3 separate regions of the Mus musculus genome follow, and all the other regions are linked to region 1. The links are chromatin contacts, found by Hi-C or POLR2A ChIA-PET in ENCODE. All regions are on one chromosome and are shown on one strand. The core of a region is the stretch at or near the end of the contact, and the rest is flanking DNA. Distances in the headings are between cores, read along the strand shown.

What was found. Hi-C counts contacts between places; a loop is a spot of excess contacts on that map. ChIA-PET counts read pairs that join two places held with the same protein, here RNA polymerase II (POLR2A).
Region 2: POLR2A ChIA-PET joins it to region 1 with 18 read pairs in Patski. The contact joins the promoter of Trmt44 here to the promoter of Htra3 in region 1. A Hi-C loop is called at or near these places in 1 of 37 maps with a recorded cell type or tissue (CH12.LX). POLR2A ChIA-PET finds 5 or more read pairs at or near these places in 2 of 5 experiments (Patski and embryonic stem cell).
Region 3: POLR2A ChIA-PET joins it to region 1 with 12 read pairs in embryonic stem cell. The contact joins the promoter of Ablim2 here to the promoter of Htra3 in region 1. POLR2A ChIA-PET finds 5 or more read pairs at or near these places in 4 of 5 experiments (Patski and embryonic stem cell).

What each region holds. Positions count from the first base shown.
Region 1 is chr5:35,678,149-35,681,902 of GRCm38, forward strand. Htra3 (HtrA serine peptidase 3) reads right to left here and starts at 1,632. Exons shown (of 9, transcript NM_030127.3): 1 at 796-1,632. The coding sequence starts at 1,198.
Region 2 is chr5:35,572,941-35,576,694 of GRCm38, forward strand. Trmt44 (tRNA methyltransferase 44) reads right to left here and starts at 2,130. Exons shown (of 11, transcript NM_030208.3): 1 at 1,619-2,130; 2 at 1,140-1,254. The coding sequence starts at 2,105.
Region 3 is chr5:35,755,697-35,759,450 of GRCm38, forward strand. It overlaps Ablim2 (actin-binding LIM protein 2), which reads left to right and starts at 2,184. Exons shown (of 22, transcript NM_001177696.1): 1 at 2,184-2,364. The coding sequence starts at 2,355.

The DNA of each region.
Region 1 (3,754 bases), core at 382-2,881:
AACTGAGGACAGTGGGTCTCTGAAGCCTAAGATCCTGCCAATAGCCACAGGAATCCTGCCATTCTTAGTGATGGATGCCTGCCTGATCCTCAGACTGACATTCTCCTCTCTCTCCATAGCTCTGTGCCCTCCACAGTCTAGAAGTCTCGAGGGTACCAGAAGGTCTGCTTTATGCCATGCACTGATACACTGTTTCCAGTTAGGGACAGTCAGGCCAGAAAAGATTTTTTTCTTACAAATGGCTCAATCTGTAAAGAACAATTCCATTCTTACTGGTTTCTGCCCAGAACCTGATGTTAATAGTATCTGTCACATGGGAGAGCAGAGAAGAGTACACCAAACACAACCATGAAGGGAGCAGAGTAATGCAGGTGCCTGGCCACCCTGAAAACCCTCTGCCTCTCAGACAGCCAGGCCCAAGACAGGCACACAGAACCAGCACCCAGCACAGCCTGACAGAAGAAAACAGAGCAGGAATTGAAGACAGAGACCAGGAAAAGATTGCTTGACGCTCGTTCCCTTGTAAGTCACTGGAGGACTCTAAGAAACAGGAGTGTGGCTGGGTCAGAGCCTCACAGCCCACCAGACGCTACCAGGCTGCCACACTAGAGTTTAAGTCTAACTTTTTGTGACTTTGGGGACAGCATTTATCTCTTGGGGACCTCAGTTTCCCCATCTAGAAAGCCAGAGGGTTGTGTGAACTATTCTTAAAAGGCTGCCTAGTGGAAGTGGACAGATTCCCCTGGACCTCAGTTTCCTCAGAGTAAGGCTTTTTTGATTCCTGGTGGAGCTTACCAGAGGGACAGGCACCCTTCTGCAGCTGGCGCACTGGAGTCCCGGAGACCTGCAACGCACGACGGCTGGCGGCCTGCAGCGCGCACACGTCGGCATAAGTATGCCCGTCTGTGCCACACACAGTGTGGGTCCAACGGCAGCGGCACACGCCGCGCACGCACTCCAGACTGTCCCCGCACGGAGAGTCCAGGGGGCGGCCGCAGGGCTCGCCCTCGCTGGCAGCGCACACCAGGCAGCAGTTGCAGAGGTCAGGCACATAGCCCCCAGGGCAGCGAGGGCTCGGACAGCGCGACACGTCGCAGCGCGCAGGACACGGAGCCGCTGGGGGCTCCCGGGCCAGAGCCAACACAGCCAGCGTGGCCAGAATGGCCAGCGTGGCGGGGAGCAGCGCGCGCGCCTGCATCGCGGAGAGGCGGCGGCGCAAGACCCGCGGGGATACCGAGGCCCGAACCGCTCAGGCGCACTCTGGCCCGGAGCGCAAACAGGGCATGGTGTGGGGACTGACCCGGGCCTCTCTCAGCCGAGCTTCAGCAGGCGCTTAAAGGCCAAGACAGTCTGCCCTCGCTGGAAGGGGCGGCCCTGCCCGCCGCCAGCCCCGCCCCTGCCCCACGGGACCCCGCCCCGGCTGGTGGGGACCCACCCGGAGCCTCCTGCTCCCCGCTTGCCTGGTGTGCACTTTGGGTGACAGGTCTGCCGGCCCAGAATGAGGGTCTGGGAAAGGGGAGCTGCTTCGGAATACTCCAGTCCTAGCCAGGGACCTGACCGCAACCCCAGAGACATGAACAAGTCCAAATTCTGTCCCTAGCTCTCCTTCACAGAGGAACCCCTACTCTACTTGAGCAGCCAAGCTCAGCAAGGCCCCAAACCTAGACCCCTCCTGCTCTGCATCACTCCACCGGGCAACATTGGAGCGGATACTTAGAAAGCAGCCAGGTGCTCCCTTCCTCCCATCTTCAGCTGGAGGGGGGCCATCTGCCTTGGATCTATTCTGGGCTCTCTCAGATCTAGAACTCTGGTTGCTGCCTGTTGTCCTTCTGTTTCTTCTACAAGGATTACTGAGCACCTCCTACCTCAGAGTCGTTGGAAGTGCCAGGACACCAGGCAGTACCAGGACACCAGGCAGTGCAGGAACAGAAAGCACCTGCTCAACTTTCCCCAACACTTTGGTGCCTCCTCATGCAATCACCAAGCTACTTCAGACCCAGGACAGGTAGCAGGGTACAGGAGGTCAAGTTGCTAGTGGCTGGAGCTTCAGGAGTCAGAGGACCCAACAGAGCCTCCCTGGGAGGTGGCCCTAGACTGAATGAATCCGTTGTTCCAGGGGCTGGAGAACCTGGTGTGCAACTCTGGAGGGAAAGAAAGCATAGTAGAGTAGCTTGGCAGGAAGCTGTTACCTTCTGCAGTTTCTCAACAGCACTGGAAACAGGTAGCACACTGGAGGGTGTGTGGTGTGGTGTGGTATGGTGACACCTCTGCTTCCATGAGTTGATAAAGCCACACATACCTTGGATGGATGTTGGTGGAGGGCAGAGGAGGAAGGCCTGGGGAGCAGTCTGGTTCCAGGTCTGGGAAAAGCCCAGTAGCCAGGAAGCAGAGTGGCCTCATCAGACTGAGTTGTTTGGGAAAAAAGGAAGTGGGGTTCCAGGTGTGAGCACTCACCTAGTAGAGGTGGTAGTGTATGTGTGTGTGGTGTATTGGGGGGGGGGTAGTGATGTTGTGGTGTTGTGTGTGAGGAGGGGGAAAGCATTACTTTCTCTTAACAGAAGTGCAGGCCAGGTCTCCCTCCGGACTTCTCCAATGCAGATGGGGAAATGATGCAAACAAGGTTTTGCTCTACCGTGTATGTCATGGCAAGCTGTTCCACATGTTTGAGTAGGTTCCCTGTGCCCTCCTACCCCTGGGGTGAGTGTGGGGGCCTCAGAGTGAGGCTGGAAAATGACAGTGAGTTACAGGTTTCACTCACATTCGCTTTGTCCGAGGTCTCGAGTCCAACTTTTTCCCTCTGGGTCACATCATCCTCCCTGGTCACCTGACCTGACCCTTACTATGGCTGCATAAATGCTTTCAGTCACCTGTACAGAAGGGAAGCCGAGGCTTGGAATTAAAGGATAGACACAGCTGTAGCCTCGCTTCTAAGAGGGAGTCCATTCCAGGCTCTGTCTTTGTTCTGGAAGCTTCCAGGGAGTCTTGTGCAAAGGCAGGGCAGTGGCTCCCCCTGCTGCCTTAGCCCTTTACAGTTTCTCACTCAGTCACAGGGACACCTTGGGCCTCTCTCTGGAGTCTGAGTGACCCCAGGCCTTTGATCTGCAAGGGCCTGGCATCTCCTATGTAGTCCACCAGGGTAGGGGCAGCTCTTCCTACTCTCAGGACAGAAAGAGGCATCAGACACTTGACAGCCTTTGTCATCCAACAGTGTGAGTGGGCTCTGGCCTGACTCTTCCCTGATGCCCACTCTCTAACTGTGGTGGGTGGCTGGCTTGACCCATCCAGCCCCATCAGCCTGTGTTTTTCCCCTTTCCATGTACTGCAGTTCTTCACCATGAACCAGCATAGAGCTGGTTGCAGCTAGGGTGTACCAGGGTCTGCCTCCCTCCTGGGCACCCCAGACTGTCCTTCTGACTTGGCCATAGTAGAACAACAGAGCCAGACTTTGGCTTCCAGACTTTTATGCCTGACCCTTGCTTCAGCCCAGAGTCATGTCAGATGAGGTCATAGTTAACATGGCTTTGGGACCTCGAAGATCATCCCTGGCCACACATGGCATGTGATAAGGTTCCTCAGCTCATGTTAGTGAGTGACTCACAGGGTGGGCCCTGCTTGGGTGATGATATAAGACATTGTCTACAGCCCCTCCTTTGGGAACTCCCTCATGGGGGTGCTGAGAAGGGCAGAAGCAGCCGCTAGCTGTTCCTAGGAGCTCTATGAAGGAGGGGTGTGATCATCTTTGACCAGTTATTGT
Region 2 (3,754 bases), core at 880-3,379, 100 kb before region 1:
TACCAATGAGAATGCTAGCTTCAATCCTTAGTCCTAAGTGACATGTTCATTTTCCCAGAAGGGAGGAGCAACTACAGCATTCTTTCAATGTGTGTATGTGTATGTGTGTGTGTGTGTGTGTGCATGTGCATGTGTGTGTGTGTGTGCGTGTTGTTGTTGCAGGTATCAAACCCAAGACCTCGCTAAGGCACAAAATGGGCAGGTGTTCTACCACTGAATGACAAACCTGTACTTTATAAGAGGGACTCTAAACTATGACAGGATATTCCACCCCCTACTCTGGACCAAGATACACAAATAGCAGTATGATAATCGGATAGAGCTCATGTGAATTTGGTCTAGATAAAAAGTCCCCTAAAGGCTCCTATGTTGAAGGCTCAGTCCCCAATTCAGCTGAGTTTAAAAGTGGAACCTTGGGGAGGTGACTGGACCATGACAGGACCAACCTCATCAACAGGCTAACTCGTAGATACACTCAGCTTAAGGGACATTGGCGGTGGTGGGGACTTAGAGGGTGAGTGAGGTTTTGTTGGAGTAAGCAGGGAGTTGTGTTGGCGGTGGGCTTTTAAGGGCAGATTTTGTCCATGGTCCCTTATGCTCCTAGTTCCTCACTACAGGCCCCAAAACCAAAGAGGGAATGATCACAAACTAAAATATGATACCCGTTTAAAATTATACACATACATCTATATCTGTGTGTGTGTGTGTGTGTGTGTGTGTGTGTTTAAAAGACAGAGGACAGCTCACAGAACATGTGGGCTCTAGGGATCAAACTCAGCTTGTAAGATTTGAAACGAGCACCTTTATGCACAGTCATCTCACTGGCCCTCAAGCATCCTTAAGTTGACTCCCTTGGGTATTATGCAACAGAAAGCTGACTAACAGAGTACCCCAGCTAGTTGCTGTACACCCCTACCGGCATATGGAATATAGAGATCAAGGACTCTGGCTACATTGTGATCCCCAATCCAGTACCAGCGCCAGGAACCAGCAGAGTGGTGACTATAGTATACATCTGAGATCAGCCAACCAACACAAGACCTTGGCTCTTCTGTACCCCAGAATCTTCCAGTTGACTGCTGATAGGACATCCGGGATGGGCATCACATAGTGGTGCAACAGCAGCGTCCAGCTCTTACCATTCTCCTTCGTTGTGATGGAGATGGAGTTGATACACGTTGCTCGTTTTAACCTCCAAATTCCCCTCATTATCTTCTTCCAAGGGCAAAAAGGTGACACTCCCACTGGAGACATCTGAGGGGGAAAGACAAGGCTATCAGGTCATAACTGCTCTAAACGGATCCCTTGGAAGTAGAACTGAGCAGCGATGGACAGGAGAGTAATGCTTTCCAGTCCTTAGTGGCTGTCCAGCACTGGGGAGAGGGCTCTACACTTTGGACACACCATTATAGCTAGCACTTAGACAATACAAGGCCAGAGCTGGGTGGTGGGTGGTGTGGCGCTCCTTTAATCCCAGTACTTGGAAGGCTGAGGCGGGTGTATCTCTGTGAGTTCGAGGCCAGCCTGTTCTACATAGCGAATTCCAGGCCATATAAGGCCCTGTCTCAAAAAGCGAACGCTTTTCAGTCTGTTTGCGCTCTTCCCACTACTCTCCTACCTTGCACTACCAGTTCTTTCTTCGGCTCTGTGAGTGGGGAGTGCGGGCTCGCTTTCGGGATGACAGTCCTGAGAATCAGGTCGAGCTCCTGCGCGGCTTCAGGCTGAGGACCCAACGAGGGGCCACAGAGGAAGGCCAGCATTTCCGGATTGGCGTGGACGAGGCTTTGGGAGACTCGGTCCCATAGCGAGTTCAGGTCAGCCGCGGGAGCGGTGCCTTCGCGGCTCGCCCTAGGTCCCGACTCTGGCTCTCCTTTAGGAGAAGCCTGTCCGGGTTCCCTCTCCAGCCCGTGTCCCTGTCCCTGCCGCGGTCCACACTCCGCCTGGGCGTGGGACCGCAAAGTTCTCCCGCGGGCTTCCATGCGGGCGCCGCACAGCCTCTTGTTGGCCACCTGTGGCCTCTCCAGCCACACGGTCACGGCGGCCCAGAAGCCTGCAGGTAGCAGGGCATCAGGATCGCTTAGCCGCACTCTACCCAGCTCCTCCATGGCTGCGCGCTCGGCGCGTTGGGATGACGCGACCCGGAAGCGCATTGACTCACGGGAGTTAGAGCCTGGACCCGGAAGGCCATCCCTTTGTCCTTTTTGCTGGGCGGTAGCTTCGGAGCCGCTGGCGGAGCCTGGGACGCGGGAGGAGCAGAGTGTGGGCCGCAGTGGATACAGCCTCCTGGGGTCCTCAACGACTGAATGTACAACCCCTTCTCTGCTTGCTTTCTTGCTTGGAAATAAGAGCTCCCAAGCGGTACATCCGATTCGTGCCCCCTAAATGAAATTTTGCCCCCAGAGGTTCCACCTCTCACGACAAAGCTAATAATACTGAGAGGAGAGGAAGTTACTTGAGCAAACAAGACGTAACTGATACACTCAGCAGAAAGCCACACTTATATGAAGGATTCTACAAAGCTGGTTGGCTAACTACAACTTCATGATTGTAAAGAATTGGAATGCGGACCCAAAGCTAGCATTACCTTGGGCGATTATTTAGCTCCTTTATAGCCATGCATTGCCCACCTGTGTCTGACTCCAAATTCTTTGACTGGAATACATTAACTTGCCAGAAAGTAACCTCCTACCAACCCAAAAGATAAAGCTGGCATCAGAAAACATAAGAAACCTATAACACAGACGTTCTGAAAGTATAACAAAGTAAAAACAGAATTCTAGGCCTTTAGGCCCAGGCTTGGGAATGTGGCCTTTGTAAAGGTATGCTAATCATAAAACAGATAGCGACATTCCTCTACCCACCCGCTTCCTGGGTTCAAAGAGTGCTCATTCAAAGAAAGTCACCCTGACCATTGCCATATACAAATGTGCTTTTGTTAGGGGCTCTTAGAAACTGTTTTGAAAAATAACCCTCACAATTACCAGGTATTCCTCGTGACTCTTGTAACTTTGCACTTCCTTGTGACTCTTAACTGGTATTTTTGTTATTTTCCAACAATGCCCTTCCCACCTCCTTGAGTTGTGGTTTCTTCCTTTAAATACCCCCTTACTCAGCTACTCGGGGCGCCACGGTCCTCTACCCCTTCGTGGTGTATGACCGTGGGCCCGAGAGCGCTCTTGAATAAAAATCCTCTTGCATTTTGCAACAGGCCCGTTTCTTGTGGGTGATTTTGGGGTGTCGCCTCTCCTGAGTCAGAACGTGGGGGAGTCCTCACGTTGTGGGTCTTTCATTTCTTACTTTGTTACCTGAGGTCCGAAACAAAGTATTTGTTAAATCCTTTGGAATGTACAAACTATTAGCTTCCACCAACATGAAGGCTAAAAATGTCTCCAGCAATTTCCCCTCATTGTTCTAACCCACCTACCTGTTGGTACCCATCCTTGTATTTTAAAAATACTTACTTTATGGATTTTGTTACTATTAAAAAAACTGTCACCACGTATGAACATAGTTTTTAAACCATAGTCACTCATATTTGTCTCCAGACTAAGCTATCCCTCACTCCCTTTAAGGTCAAAGCTGTGTTTTTATATCAGCACAACAACCACATGCCTCTGCTCTAATGGTCCAAAGAGCCAAACACGCATCTTTGACCTCATCTCCCAACCTCTTGGCAACACCCATGTAGGCCAAAGTTTCACTTTGTTGCTGCTCCTGGGTTTCATTATGTCCCTTAGGGAACCAGGGGCACTTT
Region 3 (3,754 bases), core at 934-3,433, 78 kb after region 1:
GAGTGAGACTGGGCTATGCTTTGAAGGGGGTGATGGCTCACATCTACCCCTTCATCAACAGCCACTGTCATCTTGACTATTGTTTATTCAGCATTGGCTCTAGGCTAGCAGCTTTGAACAGTGTTCCTGGCACTACTAATTTAACCCACCGAATTTCATTGTGACTGGGAAGGTGTGGAAACCGAGGCATCGTGAGAAAGCAAGTGGCTGAGGTCACCTACAGGTCACAGCCCTGCAGACTCAGAACAAAGGTCTGGCTTAATATATTCAAATAGACTGATTTACCACAAGACAGATCTAGCCCCGCAGAGTTCTGTGCATTGAAAAGCTGCAGCTGGATCAGCGCTGCCTTGGTTATCAACCTCCTGGGTGACCGGGATTAGGACCTACGGGTCTTCATACTGCCCTTGTAAGAGAATGTTCTGGGTCATTCAGCCCCTGTGTGTTGGAAAGTGTCTTCTCAGAGGGACATGTCAATTCCTCTAGAAGTCACAGGCCACTGCATGCTGAGCTCCAAGACCAGTCTACAAGCACAGGCTGCCTGACTTGCAAGGCCTCTGCCAAGAAGTGTGACAGTGGCCACCACCAGAGTGGAAGGCATCACAGCCAACACCACCAGTGTCTTTACCAGCCTGTGTCACCTTCGTGTGTGAGGGGAGGGGTGGGGGTGGCATGCTGCTACTTTGGCCCCAGATGAGAGACAGGAAACATGAATAGCTTCTCAAAGGACTCAACCTGCTGGACAATATCTGTCCTGCCTTTCCCACCCTGTTTCTTCAGTAAGTATATCTCCAGTGCCCGTCGCAAGCCTGTGGGAGGCACTGGAACAGCACTATGAAATAATATCAGAATACTCAAGGATCTCAGAGGTTGCTAGGACACATAAGCATGAGCTTGCAGGCTCCTAAGAACTATCCTAAAGGATAGGGACTGTCCTTAGGTCTAACCAATGGAGGCAGGTGGAGTCAAAACACATTTTTGGAGCATGTAGAAACTAGTTTCCATTAGCAAGGTTTCTGGGCAAGAGATCCCAGAGGCAGCCCGTTCTTTTGTGGGCATCTGAGACTGGAAGTACAGCTGCCAGCAGAGTCTCTTGGTTTATAGGATGTAAAGAAATGTGCTGTTTCCTCGGGGCTTCTCCTCTTTACCAGAGCCTTTGGCCTCCTGGTCCCCTTTGAAATAGATGGACAATACTGATCACTGGGGAGGAATTTCTGCTTCTGCCTCAGTAGTACATGGAACAGCCCTGACCTGGGCCAAACGTCCCTGGCCTGTGCCTGTTCATGCAGTGGCAGATCCTGTATGTTCTCATTCTGGGCCCTGCGCATCCGTGCTCCCTCATCTCTCTAGGCTGTCTTCTTGTAGTCTCTTGTGCCCACCTGTTGTCACCACCGATACGAGGCAGGATCCACCTGCGCCTCCCTATGCTTTTCTTTCAGTCTGTTTTTCCACGCCCTGCGCTGGACGCCTGACGTCACAAGGGAATCGATTAGCGTATGGGCAGGATGGTGAGAGGGCAGGATGTGCCAGAGCCTCCTCAGTGTGCACCGCCTAGCGTCAGCCGAGCCGGGAGAGCGTCTGGGGCATAAGGCGAGGCTGCCTATCTTTGGAGTCCAGACACCTGCGTCTGGATCCCAACCCATTCAGACTTCGCCGTGTGTGTGTGTGTGTGTGTGTGTGTGTGTGTGTGTGTGTGTGTGTGTGTGTGATTAAATCCAGACTTCGCCGTGTGTGTGTGTGTGTGTGTGTGTGTGTGATTAAATCCTGTTCCTGCTTCGCTATCCCGCTTCTCCCCCTCCGCTTCAGTTTCCCCTTTTCTGTGCATTGGTAAGGAAGGGAAGGTCTATTGCTGAGACCTTCCATCACTCTTGTAGAGTTGCTCCAAGATCGCTTTTCCTTGGGCCTCCTTCTTTGAGAGTCCAGTGCTGAGATGAGCTACAGTCCTACACGCCTCCCTTAGACCCTGTTGACAGCTCTGCAGAGCTCTCGGAGCAGGTGCAGGAGGGTACCTGCGCTACCACCAGTCTGCGCCTGAGCGGAACACACAGCCTGCCGGGATTTGTAGTCCGCACGTCCAACTGCGGTGGCGCGCAGGCGGGCAGCCGGGGCACAGCGCCTACACTTCCCAGGATGCGACCCTCCCGCGGCTCGACAAGGGGCGTGGCCTAGCTGAGGGGCGGGGCAAAGGGGCGGGGCGGGAGCCCCGAGCTGCGGTGGCGCTGCGGGCAGCGGGTACTGTGTGCGCCGAGCCGCTGGCCTCAAGCGTGCTGAGGATCCTGCCAGCGCCGCACCTGCCCGCCCGGTCCTCGGGCTGTCGCAGCGCGGGGACCACCCTACTGGGAGCTGCCGCTGACATGAGCGCAGGTGAGAGCTGCGACCCGGAATCCGCGGGTTCGTAGCGGCAACCTCAGTAGGGTCTCGAGGACTGGATACACCTGCAGTGCGTAGCCAATTCCTCTAGCCAATTCCTGAGCCCAGCGGCTCCACCCAACTTTTTCTCCAGGGTGTGCAGCCCCGAAAGGCCGGCCTGCAGCCTCTGTCTCTAAGCCGGGGGCGCGGAGCGGCATATGCCGGAATTTCTTCCCACCGTGCCAGCTAGGGTGGCTGCGCAGGGCTGTCTGGCGGGCGTCACTCCTTGCTTCTCGTGGGGGTCCCAGGTTGCTTCAGTAAAGGGATCCAGGTCCCGGAAAGGGGCTCTGGGTCGCCGCAGTCCTAACCGTAGAGAGAGGTGTGATGACAGGCGGAGCTTTGCAGCAGGGGACTCCGCCCTTGCGCGGTTCCCGCAGAGCCTGGGTGGTGGCGTCTGGCAGACCCTGAACTCCCCAGGTTCGCCGTTGCAGATCTGAGTGCTAGAGCCTGTATGTGTGTCAGTCCCGGAGCTGTCTGTGCGCTGTTGTCATTATAGCCCTTCAGTTCTGAGCGTCTCAGCCCTACCTCTCTCGCCGCACCCACCCACAGGGATCTGACCGCCTCTGTGTGATGCTGGAAAATCCCACGTCCCTGCAACCCAGCAGCGCCTGTGCTCAGAAGGAAACTGAGATCTAGAGCTGGGAGGCCTTGGCTCAGGAAGCATCTGTACATCATCTCAGAATGCACCCATCTGACAGCCTCAAGAGTTCCGCTTGCAGGGAGGGCTGATCCTTTCATTCCTCAAGAGAGAGGGGTTGGCCTCCATTTTCAGGAGCCATGGGATGACCAGACTTCAATGACTTGAGCTCTGACAAGTGATAGGGATTTGAACTCAAGGTTCCCTGACTCCAGCATACTCCCCCTAACCCCCAAGCCAAAGTTACTACTAGCAGCAGTGTGGCCCTTGGCTACATTGCATAAACCAATGGGTACAGCAGCTTCCTCTAGGAGAAAGTGGACAGGGAGGGAATGAGCTTGGAAACAGCTCACTGTAGGCTCCTAGCCTGAAGTACCTCCTCCCAGGGGACTGTCCCCTCTCCCTCCTAGCTAAGGAAGGAGGGGCTTCTACCATGGATGTTGAGAGTAACTGAGAGCAAGTGGTATGGGAGGCGGGATCCCTCCTGAGATGTGGGTGTAAGGAGAGGGCATCCTCAGACTTGGCAGGACCTCCAGACATTTATCTGATGGCGGTGGGGATAATGGCTGGGTGTGTGCGGGTTAATTTCATGCTTTCAGGACATAATTGATACCTCTGTGTCTCCTGTAATCAGGGGCCCTCAGAGGGAGCACAGGTGCCCACACTTTGCATTTGTATTTGTAGTGTTTGTCCCCAGGGGAGGAGGGC